Regions from separate parts of the Homo sapiens genome. Here region 1 is linked to region 2. A link is an interaction called in ENCODE POLR2A ChIA-PET data of the cell type or tissue named here. Cell type or tissue: Panc1. All regions are shown on one strand. Links, peaks and the distances in the headings refer to the core of each region. The heading gives the core; the rest is flanking DNA.

Region 1 (8,340 bases), core at 89-8,088, 69 kb after region 2:
CTTCCCCTCAATTACTTAATTCCACACGTAACTAGGTTATTTGGTTAATATCCCAGTTAGACGGCAAACCAAGACCACATCTGGCTTTGCCCAGCATACTGTCTCCCTAAAACCCAGCCAGGTGCATGCCATATAGTTGAGATTAGCACATTTTTGCTAAATGAATAAATGGTAGACATGGGAGGAAAGTACTTTTCATGACAGTTTTTTACTGTTGAAGTTCATTACTAGATACCTTGAATAAGCCAGGTTTCACTGGAGAGCTAGAAAATTAGGACAATGAGAAAAAAAGAAAAAAAGGAACACATGGAAAATAAGGGACATCCAACAACAACAAAAAAGAAATAATCTTAGTTCTTGACTTTAATGGTGTTCTGACCCAAAAAGACACTGCCATGGAATTTACCTCTCATTTGACACTGGGAAATCAGGCAATTTTAAGAAGATGAAGTAACAATAATAATTTCTAGTGTCAGAAATACGAACTTTCCTGACCTGGAGTGGGGGTCAGGGAAGTCTATTGGAATAATAGCTATTACTTGGAGCTCATTAATATGCACCTAATAATTTTTAAAAATATGATGCATACTATGTTGGGCTTGGATTAAAATTGTTATTTTTCATTTTTAATTTGTATGTGTCAACTCAGGAGTGAATCACTTCATGCTAAAAGATGACATAGGTAAACACTAAAGTCTGTAACTGTTTACTTCAGTTAAACTTAGATACATGTGTTCTGAATAGTTTACTGATACATAAAATTACTACTTTTCAACAGTACATGATAGCTTAATAATCACTAAAAATTTTTTAAATAATTAATATTACAATCACAGAATAGCCAAACAGAAGAACCTGTTCAATTTTCAAAGCTGAATTCTCTAGAATGACCATCAATGATTTTATTGCGAGAGGATGGGGGGGGAACTACCTCAAAGACAAGATAATAACCACTACGATTTACTGTGATCCAGTTTAATTATTTATTATAATCTTGTCAATGCTGGATAGATTTCTGCAATTGATGGAAAGAAAAATATATCTAGAAGTTTAAAAAAATATCATTGTGGCTTTGAAACAACCAATGTCTGCAATTTTAGAACCTTAAGAGCACATACTGACAGGTTTCTGGTTGCCCAGGGATGGTAACTGTCACCTAGTAACCTACAGGGTTGCTTCAGCAACTAACTCCTTAGGGTAAAAGAGCAGTAAAGAATGTCCTCTGAGTCCCTGGAGGAAGTCAGGGAGCATGGGCTCCAGGACAACAGCATCAGAACCCCCGGCCATGTTTTGTAAGTAGAACTTTATATGACTAATATAATACAAGAACTTCAGGAAAAAGGCTCAAGCCAGCGTTGAATTGACAATATCTATGGAGTACCCATAGGAATAGGAGATAATGTTTACCTCAATCACATTCTTAATAAGGCTGTGCACACACATACACACACACACACACACACACACACACACACACACACCTAATTACCTTCTTTGGCACAGCTTGGTTTCAACCCAAATATACAACCAAGTATTGTTGTTAACACACATACTGACAATACCTGTAGGGAGAAAAGAGAAAATTACATGGTTTCTTTTTTAAAAAATATTTTATCTTATTTTTTATTTTTAGAGATAGTGTCTTACTCTGTTACCCAGGCTAGGGTACAGTGGCATGATCATAGTTCACTGTAACCTCGAAATCCTGGCATCAAGGGATCCTCCTGCCTCAGCCTCCCAAAGTGGGGGGATTATAGGCAAGAGCCACTAGGCCTGGCCTTATATAGTTTTAAAATCCTTTTATTTCTCCAAATGTTTTATTGCTTTAAATGTTTCTAAACTTTTTGGTGCTGTTCTTTTTTCCAGTCTGGGGCTAGTCACGTAGATGTGTTCACTTTTTGAAAATTCCAACTATACACTTGTGATTTGTATACATTTCTGTATTTTATACTTTAATAAAAAGTTTACTCAAATGTCAACCAACCATTCTATACCATCCAATGTTAATGTAATTAGAAACTCTCCTAGTTAGTATAAATGAATTAGTCATAAAAATTATAATTATTAAGGGAAAGAGAGAGAAAACTATTTACAGAGTCTGGATTTCCTATGTATCAATCCATTAAAGGCAATATGTGGAATATTATATGCCTCTTTTAACAGTTCTACACAAACCCAAACCTAACATCCTCACATGTACTGTGGTACCTTGTGGGAACGAGCCCTGAAGAGGGTCAGCTGACAACCTCCTGGACCAAGTGTTACCACAAACTAGTTGTGTGATTTCAGGCAGGTCACTTAAGCTTTCTAGATACCAGTTTATTCATCTATAAAATTTAAGGGTTGGACTACGTGATCTCTAAACATCTTTCCAGTGCTAACACTTTGCCACTTTCCCATTCTCCACTCTTCTGGTCTTTGACATTTTAAAATAAGTGGACACACCCTACAACCCCTAAGAACCATGACAGAACTTCTGTGAGTTAGAAGACAAAGGAGCGGAATAACCCACAAAACAATCCTCAATTTTTTTTAGTGTGACAAAGTTTCCTTGAAAGCTCCCTGGAATGTCAGATTACAGGGCACCTCAATAAAATATTAATTGAGTACCAATGATGCGCAAAGACTGTTATACACTGAAGGAAAAAATAAGAGATAGCTCAAGGGGTTTCTACTTGGGTAGGAGAAGTTAAAAACAGCACATCAGTGGCCCATATTTGGTAGGCCCTACAAACCGCCTGCAAAGTTCTACAGTTGTTTAAAGAAGGAGAAAGGTTGGGGTGGTTAGGGAGAGGGAGATCAGAAAGAGTTTCCTAGAGCAAGCTTTTGGCATGGCTCTGAATGGGGGGGAAATGATGGCGTGATGTTGCCAGGTGGAACTGGAGGAAGGAAAGAGAGGACAGAACACAGCAAACTTCTAGGAGAAAGGGCAGCATAAAGAAGGGTTCCACGAAGGCAGGCACATGGAAGGTGGCAGATAAATAATGAACAGCCTATCTTAGCTGAAACCAAGAAAATGCAAACGGGAATGGACAATGGGTGGAGGTATGGAAAGATGGTGTAGTATTTCCGGAAAGCTAAGGTGAAGAGATAATAGAGACAGGAGGAATGGGTGAATAGGACCAAGTAGATGGTTGGTGGAGGCTTTTATAAGAATTCATTCCTTCAGATGAAGAGTATTGAGTACGGACTATGTACTGGACATTCAGTAATAAAACAGACATGACCTCTGCTCTCGAGGTGCCTACTGTCAAGTGACTGCAAAGACTTAAGAGGAAGTGAATGGTAAGGAAAGTGAGGCAGCAGGTCTTACTTACTTCAAAATAAAATGGATAAAAGAAAGGAAGAGTTTTTGCAAAGAAAGCAAAAGGTTAGCCTTCTTTAAGGATGCAAAAACATGTGTTTTTCTTTGTGTGTGTGTGTATATTCCTTAAAATAAGGAGGTATCAGAGGAAGAGCTTGAGCAAGTCAACAAGGGCAAATAAGCAGAACAAGGTATCAGAAGAGAATAGTAATGGATTCTCCTAAACTTCTGATGGTGGTGTAAACTGACACAACTATATGGAAAGATAATCTCTAAAAATATCTATCAAAAACATCACAAACGGCCAGGCACTTTGAGAGGCTGAGGTGGGGGGATCACTTCAGGCCAGGAGTTTGAGACCAGCCTGGTCAACATGGTGAAACCCCATCTCTACTAAAAATACAAAAAATTAGCCCAGCATGGTGATGCACGCCTATAATCCCTGCTGCTCGGGGGCGCTTAGACAGGAGAATCGCTTGAACCCGGGAGGCGGAGGTTGCAGTGAGCACAGATCGCACCACTGCACTCCAGCCTGGGCGACAGAGCAAGATGCTCAAAAAAAATTAAAAAAAAAAAAAAAAACAAGCCAAAACAACAACAAAAACTGTTTTACTGTCAATTATAAATGTATAAGAAAATAAAACATAGTAAAACATCTATATTTAGTGTATTATAATTTAAAACATTAAAAACATGAAGAATTGGCCAGGCACGGTGGCTCATGCCTATAATCCCAGCACGCTGGGAGGCCAAGGCAGGTGGATCACGAGGTCAGGAGTTAAAGACCAGCCTGGCCAAGATGGTGAAACCCCGTCTCTACCAAAAATACAAAAATTAGCCAGGTGCAGTGGTAGGCTCCTGTAATCCCAGCTACTTGGGAGGCTGAGGCAGAGGTTGCAGTGAGCCAAGATCGCACCACTGCACTCCAGCCTGGGCGACACAGTGAAACTCTGTCTCAAGGAAAAAAAAAAAAAAAAAAAAAAAAAAAAACCATGAAGAATTGAAATTGTATTTATCTGTAAACTTATCTAGAATAGTCCAAACAGTACTTACCTTCTTCTCATCTATCACATAACTCACAATACAGAGTGAGAATATTTTCTGTGCCTTGGAGAATTGTCATATTCCATATTCCTTTCTAAGTTTAGATCAGTTTCCAATGTTTTCACATAAGCTTTGCACCTTCAACATTATGAAATGTCTCCAAGAGGAAGTTTTGTGGCAGTGTCACTCCCTCTGGGATATCTTCATTCTTTTTCTCACAACCACTCTCCTCATTTATGTCAAAAAATTCAGCTTCACTAGACTCCTCTGGCTTCATATCTGGAGTCTATTGCACCATGGCAGTGTTAGCATTCCCACGGTTAGCTGTTTCTTCCATAACTCCATTTACTTTGACTTCAATTTCACTTCCAGCATTATTACCTCCTTTCTTTTCTTTACTTTCATTCTTCATCAGTTCATTCACTTTTTCAATTATCCACTTTTTGAAAACGTCATATAGGTTTACCTCTGAGAGGCAAAGCAACAACACAACTACATGCTTTTGCTGTCTGTGCATGAACTGACTAAAAGATGCCTATGGGCTAATCACTGGCAGATTTTGAAAGAAATGATGCAATTGGTCACTGACCATAACTTGCACTTGCTATTTGCACAGTGATTTGTGGACTGATGAGCTAGCAGCAAAGTTTGTACTTTACGCAATTACTCACAGTTAATATATCTTGGTAAATGAAATTTGAACTATGTTGTTGGGAGCTGGTTTTATTTAATTAAACTGTGGTAACTGAAATTTGTGCATGTCAGAGAATCATGCAAAGCTAGTACTAACTGTACTCTCACAAGTGGCCAAAATAGTTGTCCAAGGTGTTTATTTCAAAACTGTATTCATAAAACAAATGAACAAAAAAACTAGGAACAACCTAAGCTCATTTTAAGGAAGCTGGTTGAACAAGTCATATTTTACTTATACAATAAAATACTCTCAGAGGGTTAGGCTCAGAGATAGGCATGTCAGAAGGCTGAGAGGAAGATATACACACACACACAAAAACACCACATACACACACAAAACAAACTAAGGTATAGCAACAGGAAGCTAGAAACAGCTGATGAGGAACCTCTTCAATCTTCTTGGCCAAGTAAGAAGCATCTGGGTGGGAGTGTGGAAGGAATAGAGAGGGCTTAGGGCATCCCATGTGAAAGATGGCAACAAACCAGTGGCGACAACAAAGACTGTCAACGAGGGAAGAGTAAAAAGACCCTCCAGCTCTGGGAGCCCAGCTTAATCTGAAATCATGGAATATAACAAACTTGAATGGCCTGAAATTCTAAGAGTGGAAGTGGGAAAATGGGGGAAAAAAAAAAAAAAGACGACATGCCCTGGGAGAGGGAAAGGTGGGGAAAACAGAATACAAAAGGGGATAAGAGAATTAAGGCATGGGTGGAATGGCTGAAAGGGGCAGGACAAATTGGATATGAGTATATGAGTAGAAGAACTAGATGGACAGGAAAACTACTATGGAAAGACTAGGTGGTAAGCAAGCATTTAAATGGTAACCATTGGTTTAAAATACACATGGTTTATATATAGCTCTTTATCCTCTTGTTAAGTAGCTGAAGACACATGCTGACTTTTAAAAATCACCTCTTCATTATTAAAAAGAAGTTCTTGATTTACCTTTTATAAGATGAGGCATAGCATAGAACTGAAACAAAAGTATGACAATAGAAATGATCATTTCTCATTGACAGTCACATCCATAAAAGATGAAATTTAGAATATCTACTACTTTGTTACAAAACACCTAATCAGAATGATTTTTAGTAGGAAATTCCCCTTCAATAATTTTCAGAGCTGTGAAACCTAATTTAGTTTGAATTTTCCTGTCAAAGCAGTTTAACTCATCAATATCATAATCTACCATCCATTTTAATCTCCATAACAATTTAGGTATTTTTCAAATTTTAATATTTTCTAAGAAACCATAGAAATACATCTTATCTTAGAAAACAAGAAACTGGGAGACAGAAAGTAAAAGCAAAGTTTTTGGAATATTTGGAGTTTCCTGCTTCTTTAGTTAACTAAATCATTAGTTCTTAGACATTTAGTGAGTCAAAAGAAATACTAAAAAAAAAATTTTTTTCCCTCACCAATTCCCTCAAATACAATGGCATTAATATCATGTGTATTATTCTTTCTGTATCAGGCATTCATTGAAATACGAGTGTCCACAATGTGCAGTCCCTGTACTAAAGACCAGAGATACAAATAAAACAACTCCTACCCTTACAGAGAAACAAAGGAAGTTGGCCGGGGGAAGCATTAGAACGAATGATTGCAATGGACTTCAGTAGAAACATGTAAAAAATGCTAACATACTAACAACACAGTGGAGAGCAGAAAAGAAGAAAAGGGTTTCAAAAGGCTTTACAAAGAGAGATTTGGAGAAAAAGGGACCTCTCCCTCTGTCAGTAAACAAAGGTTTGAGTATCTGCAAGATGCAATGTATTTAGATTCTGTGGGGAAATACAAAAAAAAAAAATAATTTGCAGTGAAGTCCTAATGTCAGAGTTTATAAATCTAATAAAGGCAACAACAACTCTGGAATGATGCCATAGGCTGATGATAAAGATATGACATAGTTAGAAGCAACCTAAGAAATGACATAGTGGTGACCATATATACGCCATGGTGCTTCATGCAAAGCCACAGAGGTAGGAAAGACAACACCAGCCTGGGAAGGAGAAAATAACAACAACAATCATGGCTGTCACTTCTCTAGTAATTCCTACGTGCCGGGCACTTTTCTAAGAGTTTTATATTAAATCATTTAATCCAAACTATAACATCACAAGACAGATTACGATTAACACAGTTTAAGGAAGGTGAGCTACAGAGGTTAGTAACTTGCCAAGGACCGGGGGTTGATAAGCATCCACAGCAAGATTTGAACCTAGGCAGGCAGAGTGTAAAGGAGGCAGGTAGGAGTGGGAAGGGAAGGGGCTGGAGGGAAAAGGGAGGGAACAAATGGGTCCTGAGGCAGCCTGCGGGCGGTCAGTGGAGTGTGTTCAGGCGCTGAAATATGAAAGTGACAGGACTGGATTTAATAATCCCAGAACGATCCCTTGGGATCATTGTGGAAGGCTATGTTATGAGTCCGGTGGGAAATGAGGTCTTGGACTTGCTAGACCCTCCTCACCGAGGAGATGCTAGCACCATGTTTCTCTAGGTCTTCCCTCACCCCTAGTTACTGCAGCTCTTACCATGCTCCATAAGATTTGTCTGTCTCTGACTAGACTGTGAGTTCCCGAGAGGCATGGATTTATTTATTCAACCCTGTGTTTTCCACATCTAGCATGGTGCCTTGCACAAAGTAAACATTCAACAAATAATCGTTAAGCTGAACATCAGCAAGCTGTGATTTAATTAAACATAAATGGGGAGAAACCATAAATCCCCTAATTTTCCTCATCTAAGCTGACAGAGTCAGTTTGTTAAGTGACATTGTGTCTGCATTACATAAAAGATACCTACAACAAATATACACACAAAATTTTGTTTAGGAAATGGTAGATTGCTGGATGTGGTATTCCAATGTGTCAGACGGTATGAAAGTGCCATTTGAAATGAATCAGCTGACTACATTGCCTATCAGTCCTCTGATCTTTGACCAAAGTTGCATGCTTTCTGAAAAAGAACTGTGAGGATTCAGACCAGCCTGGTGCTGGGAGTCTTCACGGGATTTCGTTTGCTGGAGGATGGGGATTCGATCCTATTGAGTAAATCCAGTGCCAAGAAACTTCTACAAGATATTCAAAGGGAGATTCAAAGACAACACATTCCTGAAGAACTTTGGAGCATTACAAAAGCTCAAAGCAGAAGTTAGAATCTCTTCTAAAAAAAGTTCCTAAGTCCACTCAAGCAGTTGTTCATGCATGCTTGGTCTCTTATGCACTCAGTATCATTTTAGTTACGCTAGATTTATCTGAAGAAGATCCTCTGAAACTGCAGTGAAACTTGATGTGAAGCC
Region 2 (8,340 bases), core at 260-8,259:
GGGGTGGATGGGCTGGTGTGTGGCCTAGGGGCAGCCTTGCTGGAGCTCTCCACCAGTCAGATACTATCTGCCAGCACAGAAGCTATGGCGTGGCCTCCAGGGCACCCAAGACTGCCCTGCAAGCAGGTCTGGCCAGGCTGGGACCCCAGAAAGGCCAGCAGACCAAGGGGTGCTCAGGTCGAATCAGCCCTGTCTGATGGACAAGACCACCCTGCAGAGATCAGGATGGACAGTTCCCCTAGGGCTAAAGTCTCCTATGGGAGCAAGTCAGGCCTGGGGAGATGGCTCTCCCTGGCTGTGCTCCACTGCAGGTGCTCCCACATCAAATCGTCCTGGCTCCACATCAGCTTGCTTGCCCTCCCACGACTTCTCTAAGGAGCTCTTCTTGCCAACTTGAGTGTCCATGGTGATCAAGGGATCTTCTCTTGCCGGGGTTCCAGAGGCCCGTGGAGAGAGCAGGTTGCTCCTTGCCAGTTCAAGTCACCCATTCTCCTGGAGCTGTTGTGGTCCAAAAATCAGTCCCAGTGAGCAGTATCCCCAGGCAGTGTTCCCAGGTTTCTTCCCCTCCAGCCCAGCTTCTGTGTCTTCCCTCCATCCACTCTCAGTGCCTTGCCTCTGAGGATCTGTTAGAAGCATGCCAGTTATCTGGGTCCCTCTGTGGGAGCTGTTCCACCTGGCTGTGTCTATTGGGCTATGTCTAGCCAGCTATATTGCATTCCCCCACTTGCCCCCATATCTGTATGTCTTCTTTTGAGAAATGTCTATTTAGATCCTTTGCCCTGTATTTTAATCAAATTATTAGATTTTTTCCTATAGAGTTGTTTGAGCTCCTTATATATTCTGGTTATTAATCCCTTGCCAGATGGTGTTTGGTAGATCAGCTTTCATGAAACAAACCTTCTCTTCCTCTTTGCTAAGCTACCTGTCTTCCTGAAATCCTCGGCCTGAGTAGTGACACCAGCTGGTTAGAGGCATCAAAGGCAGCAATCAGCCCTCAGAGGACAGTCCCAGTGGGGCACAGGAAGTCAGCTAATGAAAGGGCTGGCCACCGAACCTCCTCATATGCCACTTAAAAGCCACTATTTTTACTCTTTGCAAGATATTTTCCACTTCAAAGCTGCTGCCTTTCCCCCCTTGATATACCCTTACTTCCCAATTAAATTTTCAGGCATGCTTTCTTCCAGTTTCAAGCCAAAATTCCTTCTGAAAAGCCATCTCTCCAAACATGGTTTTATGAGGAAAGCTAACAGACCTGAACTGTGGGGTGTTGAGGGCACCTTTGATATGGCCCAGAGCACAGACAGCCCTGTCTCCTCCAGGGTGCACTGCTAAACAGACAACTACTTTAAATAGACAGAACTCCACCTCTGCCAGCCTTGCCCTCCTCCCTTTCACAAGCCACATCCGAAATCTCTATCATCCACACTCCTCTGTTTGGCCTGGACAACAGAGTGACTTTGACAAGGCTCTCAGAATATTCTTCATGAACGCCAGCATTCCTCTTTGTGGTCTGGTTAACCACAGTAGATGAGTTTAGTTTCCCCTTTTCACAGAATTTTAGAAGTTGGTGGACAGATGCAAGACTGTAGAGATCTGATTACTTAGAGTGGCAGAATCAGAAGGAAAAGGAGAAAACAGCTTCACAGAGAAAATGGCATTTGAGCAAGACCCTAAAGGAAACGTGAAAGGCCGCCCATGAGGAGGGAAGAGTACACACAAAGATGGAGAGAGAAGATGTGAGGTGGATATGGGGCAAACCAAGGGCGACAGCTTGAGAAAAATCTAGCAAATACCATGAAGATGAATAATTAAAAGGTAATGTTAATAGGCTGGTTGGGGTCAGATCATGGAACAAAAAAGAATTGGAAAGTTATTCTGTGGTAAAAACAGAAACCACAACCATTTAATGAGCATCTATCTACCATGTGCCAAAATCTACCATAGCCACTGAGGTTACCATGAAGTCTCAGACACGGGCCTCAAAGTCCCCTCTAGGAACACAGAGGCTAATGTCTAGCCACCAGGTTCTTGTGAAACACATGTTATAAAATAAGAGTATTTTACCCTGTGACAGAAACAAAGTGCTTTAGGAAACCAGAGGCAAGGGAAGAAGAGGTGATGGTGGGAGAGTGGCCAAGTTCAGTGTCACTGCAGAGGAAGAACAGTTTGGACTGAGCTTTGTGAAGTGAGATAATGAGAGGTTTGGGGATTGATGGTGTATTAGTCTCTTTTCACATTGCTATAAATAACTACCTGAGACTGGGTAATTTATGAAGAAAAGAGGTTTAATTGACTCACAGTTCCACAGACTTAACAGGAAACATGACTGAGAGGCCTCAGGAAACTTACTGTATTAGTCTGTTTTCACACTGCTAATAAAGACATACCCAAGATTGGGCAATTTATAAAGAAAGGAGGTTTAATTGGCTTAGAGTTCCATGTGGCTGGGGAGGCCTCACAATCATGGCAGAAGGCAAAAAACACATCTTACATGGTGGTAGACAAGAGAGAATGAGAGCCAATCAAAAGTGGAAACCCCTTATAAAATCATCAGATCTCATGAGGCTTATTCACTACCTCAAGAACAGTAAGGAGGAAACCGCCCCATGATTCAGCTATCTCCCACTGGGTCCCTCCCACAACTTGTGGGAATTATGGGAGCTACAATTCAAGATGAGATTTGGGTGAGGACACAGTCAAACCTAATCACTTACAGTCATGGCGGAAGGTGAAGGGGAAGCAAGCACCTCTTCACATGGTGGCATGAGAGAGAGAGCTAAGGGGGAAGTGCCACACACTTTTAAATCATCAGATCTCATGAGAACTCACTCAGTATGATGAGAACAGCAAGGGGGAAATCCACCCCATGCTCCAAGTACCTCCCAACAGGCCCCTCCTCCAAATCGACATGAGATTTGGGCAGGGACACAAATCCAAACCGTATCAGATGGGATATATAGGCAGGAAAAGAGATGTTGTTCAGGGAGAAAGCAAGTGTGCTTAGATCAGTGTAATATTAATAAATATTGAATAAACAGCTGGAGGTGAGGGGAGATCTTTGTTAGTAGAATTACACGACTTCTATTGTAAATGCTTCCATTGTGGATACTTTCAAACTACCAATGTGAAGTTAACCAGCTTGCAAAACCTCTGACAATTTATCAATGGACTCTTCTAAGTAGGTGAAGGCTGGCCCCTGCACACCACTGCTTGGTTTGAATATGCTGAATTCGAGGTGACTAGTAAGAATTACAGGTCTGTTGATCCACTGAGAAGCTGAGCCAAAGCAGGGTCTTCAAAGACTCAATGGTCTGCTGTATTTGGGGAAGATGGCACTGAGTAGGTAGCCTCCAGGTCTTATGCCCCTATTCAACTGAAGCAGCTCTGCTGTAAAATCTGTTTACGCTCAAACAGTATGCACCGCTTCACCATTTTAGAGGCACCCAATAAAACAGTATTACAGTTGATATCTAAATTGAAAGCTAAATTCAGATTCGCAGAATGTTGAAGAGTTAATCCTTCCAAGTAGCCCTGAGTATACTCCAAAGTCTCTTACGCTGATGCTTGTTACCATATGTCTCGTAATCGCTTACTGCCACCTGCTGGGCAAAGAGATGTAGCACTCAAGGACAAATTGTATCTCAAGAACAAATTTAACCCTAAGCAGCTGTAACATCCAGTTCTTGGTCCTCCGGTGTCACTACAGTTGTTAAGACAGAAGCTGTTAAAAAATGACAGTCTAGGCAGTTCAGAGAAATGTCCCCAGTGGCAGCTGCAGCCATCGCCAGTCATTCTGAGAGCTTTCACGTGACTGGTGAAGGTCCCATTGATTGGCCCAGACTTCAGTGACCCCTGAGGTACAAGGGAAGGCATTTCTCCCCATATGATGCTCCTCTCAGTGTTCAAAGATCCCAATGGATACTCCAACACCCAAGCCAACATCTTGATTCCCCCAAAATTCCCATGGCATCTGCATATCTAGTTCATGGGCACTCCTTACTTACATCAAATATCCCTAACATTTCCTAAACTAAAAATATCCAAGGATGATACTTCACTGAGCTCTAATATTTAAAAGACTTTGCATTGTCTATTATACAAAAACATAATTACAAGAGCTAAATATAGTTGCTGACTTACTTTTCTTACTTCACAAGGAAAGAGGACTTCATTATGAGAAGAAAGAAAAAACACTCAAAAGAAGGCACAAAAGATATTTTAAAGTTATTGATGGGCTAATTATTAATGTGATCACCACTTTTCATATGATAACAACAAGGTGAAATTTACAGTTATTTATGAATATGCTAATATGGGTATTAAAAATTTTTACCAGGAGTGAAAATTTTTCTTTGTATTATTTATTATTTTTTCTAGGTGTGTGTGTGTTTTAATAACTACTACTTAGCATGACTCTTTTGTGAGTCACCTGCTCAACGTCACATGTGCTATGGTTTAAATGTGTATCCCAAAAGGCATGTATTGGAAACTTAATCCCTAATGCAACAGTGTTAAGAGGTGAGACCATTAAAGAGGTAGTTAGGCCAGGAGGGCTCCACCTTCAAGAGTGGATCAAGGCCATTATCTAGGGAGTTGGTTTGTTATAAAAGGACAAGGTTAGTTCATTCCTCTCTCACTTGCCCTCTCTTGCCCTTCACCTTCCTCTATGGGATGACATAGCACAAAAGCCCTCATTAGCACTGGCACCATGATATTGGACTTTTCAGCCTCCAGAAATGTGAGCCAATAAAAATTTCTGTTTTTTATTAAAAATTAAAATAAAATAACTACTATTTAATACAAAAATGGAAACTTCGTAAACATAACAACTAACATTCTGATTTAACTTGATTGAGAAAAATTAAATAAAGTGGAGTTTCTTGAGCCTTAGAGTGGTGGACAAATTCAGATGTTACATTTGTTTCTAAAAACAGAGCATACTAATATCAACCCCCCCTTCCCAAAAAAATACCCTACAGCTAACATCATTCTTCACGACGAAAGACAATACGTTCTTGCTAGAATCAGGAACAAGGCGAAAATGTCCACTTACCACCGCTTTTCAGCATGGTATTAGAAGTTCTAGCCAGTGCAATAAAGCAAGGAAAGGAAATAAAAGGTATGCATATTGGAAAGAGAAAAATAAAACTGTCCCTTTTTGTAGAGAGCATGATTGTCTATCTACAAAAGTCCCAAGGAATCCACCAAAACACCCTCCTAGAACAAAAACTAATTGTATTTCTACATACTAGCAATGGAAATGTGGAAGGTAAAATTTTAGATACAGTAGCATTTACAATTGCTAAAAATATTCTTGAGTGTGAATCTAATAAAAACAAGCCAAAAACTACGAAATAGCAATGAAAGAAATCAAAAATCTAAATGAATGGAGAGACATACTGTGGTCATGGATCAGACAACTCAACACTGTTAAGATGTCAGTTCTCCCCAAATTGATACATAAGTTTATTGCAATTACCAGCACAATCCCAGCAAGAAATTTTGTTGATAAGGACAAAGACAAGATTATTCTAAAATTTATATGGTGCTGGGCACAGTGGCTCTTACTTGTAATCCCAACACTTTGGGAGACCAAGCTGGGAGGGTGCTTGAGCCCAGGAGTTCAAGACTAGCCTTGGCAAAGTAGGAAGACCCTGTTTGTTTGTTTGTTTGTTTGTTTGTTTGTTTGTTTGTTTGTTTAGAGACGGAGTCTCAATGTCTCCCAGGCTGGAGTGCAGTGGCGCCATCTCGGCTTGCTGCAACCTCCCACCTCCCGAGTTCAAGCAATTCTCCTGCCTCAGCCTCCCGAGTAGCTGGGACTACAGGTGCATGCCGCCATGCTCTACTAATTTTTTGTATTTTAGTAGAAACGGGGTTTCACCATGTTGCCCAGGCTGGTCTTGAATTCCTGAGTTCAGAAAATCCGCCCGCCTTGGCCTCCCAAATTGCTAGGATTACAGGGAACTGCGCCCGGAGTAAGACCCTGTTTCTAAGAATTAAAAAAAAAAAAAAAAAATTAGCCGGGTGTGGTGGTCCACACCTGTGGTCCCAGTCACTCAGGAGACTGAGACAGGAGAATCTCCTGATCCTGGGAGGCTGAGGCTGCACTGAACAGTGATCATGCCACCGCAGTCCAGCCTGGGTGATAGAGTGAGAACTTGTTTCAAAAATAAAATAAGATAAAATGTATATGGAAAGGCAAAGGAACTAGAATAGCTAAAAACAATTTTGAAAAAGATGAATCAAGTGGGAAGACTCACTCTACCCAATTTCAAGACTTACTTTGCCGACACAGTAAACAGGTTACATGGTACTGATGGAGGGACAGTGACATAAATCAATAGAACAGGATAAAGAACCCAGAAGTACACCTAAGAAAATACACTGAACTGAGTCTTAACAAAGGTCAAAAAGCATTGCAATGGAGGAAAGATAGCCTTTTCAATATACGGTCCTGCAGCTATTGTATATTCATAAGTAAAAATGTGAACCTTGACCTAAATCTCACACATTATATAAAAATTAACTCAAATTTTTGAATCATAGATTTTAAAGTAAAATGTAAACTATAAAACTTTAGAAGAAATCATAGACAAACATTTTCAGGACCTGGGGTTTGACGAAGAGTTCTTAGACATGACACCAAAAGCATGCTTCATAAAAGAAAAAAAAAATGATAAATTAAACTTCATCCAAATTAAAAGTGTTTGTCCTGCAGAAGACCCAGTAAAGATGTGAAAATACAAGCCGCAGACTAAGAGGAAATATTTGCAAACCACATATCTGATAAAGGAGTCATGTCTAGAATTCATAAACACTCTCAATCTGCAACAGTAAAAAGTTAAACTATTCACTTAGAAAATGGCAAAAGACGTGATGAAGTATTTCACCAGAAAGCATACATAAATGTCAAATAAGCACATGAAAACATATGCAACACCTAATCCAATTGTGAAATGCAAATTAGGATCACTATGAGCTATCACTGCATGCCTATTAAATCAAATCAATGAAAAATAATGACAATAATGAAAAATAATGCCTGTAAGAATATGGAAACACTAGATGTTTCACACATCGCGGGTGGTGATGTTAAGTGTTATGGCCACTCTGAAAAACTGTTTGGCAGTTTCTCAAAAAGAAATAAACATTCACTTACTAATCAACCTAGCAATCATCCTCCTGGACATTTAACTCAGAGAAATGCAACTTTAAGTCCATAAAAGAACCTGCATATAGTTGTTCATAGCAGTGTTATATGTAACAGATAAGAACTGGAAATAACTGAAAATGTCCTACAATAGGTGAGTGATTCAGCAAACTGTGTACCTCCAAACTAGAAATATAACTCGGCAGTAAAAAAGCAATAAACTATTGATACACAGCAACTTGGCTTGATTACAGGAAAGTGCACTAATTGGGGGGAATAAAGCCAATCTCAAAGGGTCACATACTGAATGATTTCATTTATATAACATTGAAGCTACAAGCTATTACAGGTTACAAGCTTAGTTTATTCTCTGCATTAGATTTGCATGATTTACTTCTCTGTGTCTCTTTATTAGATGTCATCTCCAGTGCCAATGTCATCCTTTAATAGATGAACAGTTGCCAGGGTTTAACGATGCTAGAGGGAGGAGGTTAGTAGTATTGTAAAGCGGTAGCCCTGGAAGATCCCTGTGGTAATGAAATAGTTATATATCTTGATTGAAGTGGTGCTTATCAAATCTAAACATATGGTAAAAGGACATAGAATTATGCACATGCTTTTTATCATTGTCAATCAACTCCTTGGTTTTGATGATGTAATCACTGGGGAAACCAGGTAAAGGATACACAGAACCTCTGTACTATCCATCTCTGCAATTTCCTGTGAATTTGTAATTATTTCAAAATGAAAGTCTTTTTTAAAAAAAAATCCAACTCACAAGAATAGAGAGAGGATGCGCTTTGACAATTAATATATTTGTGTGCTATGCATGATCGAATTACCTCTTCTTGGTAAATTCAAAGGGCAGGAAGTCCGGGCGTGGTGGTTCATGCCTGTAATCCCAGCTACTCAGGAGACTGAGGCAGGAGAATCGCTTGAACCCAGGAGCGGGAGGTTTGCAGTGACCCGACGTGCCACTGCACTCCAGCCTGGGCAACAGAGCGAGACTCAGTCTCAAAAAAAAAAAAAAAAAAGAAATAATTAATTTAAAAAAAAGACAGGAATCCAATATATTAATTATACTCCTGCTGAATCTCTTTACTGCTTTCTTTATGCCGTAATTCTTATACTGTAGTACACAGATGGTTTCTATTACACTTACAACTCTTTACTAAATTTGATTTAATGAT

The links. Peaks named below come from ENCODE experiments on the same cell type or tissue, not always from the same donor. Only the 100,000 strongest peaks of a DNase experiment are listed, where the experiment ranks them.
Region 1: POLR2A ChIA-PET joins it to region 2 with 12 read pairs; 3 of 35 experiments call an interaction of 5 or more read pairs at or near these places.

What each region holds. Positions count from the first base shown.
Region 1 is chr6:131,840,998-131,849,337 of GRCh38, reverse strand. It overlaps ENPP1 (ectonucleotide pyrophosphatase/phosphodiesterase 1), which reads right to left. Exons shown (of 25, transcript NM_006208.3): 2 at 1,490-1,562. Among named protein-coding and RNA genes, the nearest start is that of ENPP1, 37 kb to the right of the region's middle. In Panc1, for the core only: no CTCF peak of the experiment used is centred there; a DNase peak (open chromatin) is centred at 4,937.
Region 2 is chr6:131,910,608-131,918,947 of GRCh38, reverse strand. The region is part of intron 2 of CCN2-AS1 (CCN2 antisense RNA 1); the gene reads right to left. Among named protein-coding and RNA genes, the nearest start is that of CCN2-AS1, 13 kb to the right of the region's middle. In Panc1, for the core only: CTCF peaks have their summits at 3,382 and 3,597 (motif pointing left); DNase peaks (open chromatin) are centred at 3,577 and 4,412; H3K27me3 peaks cover 1,144 bases.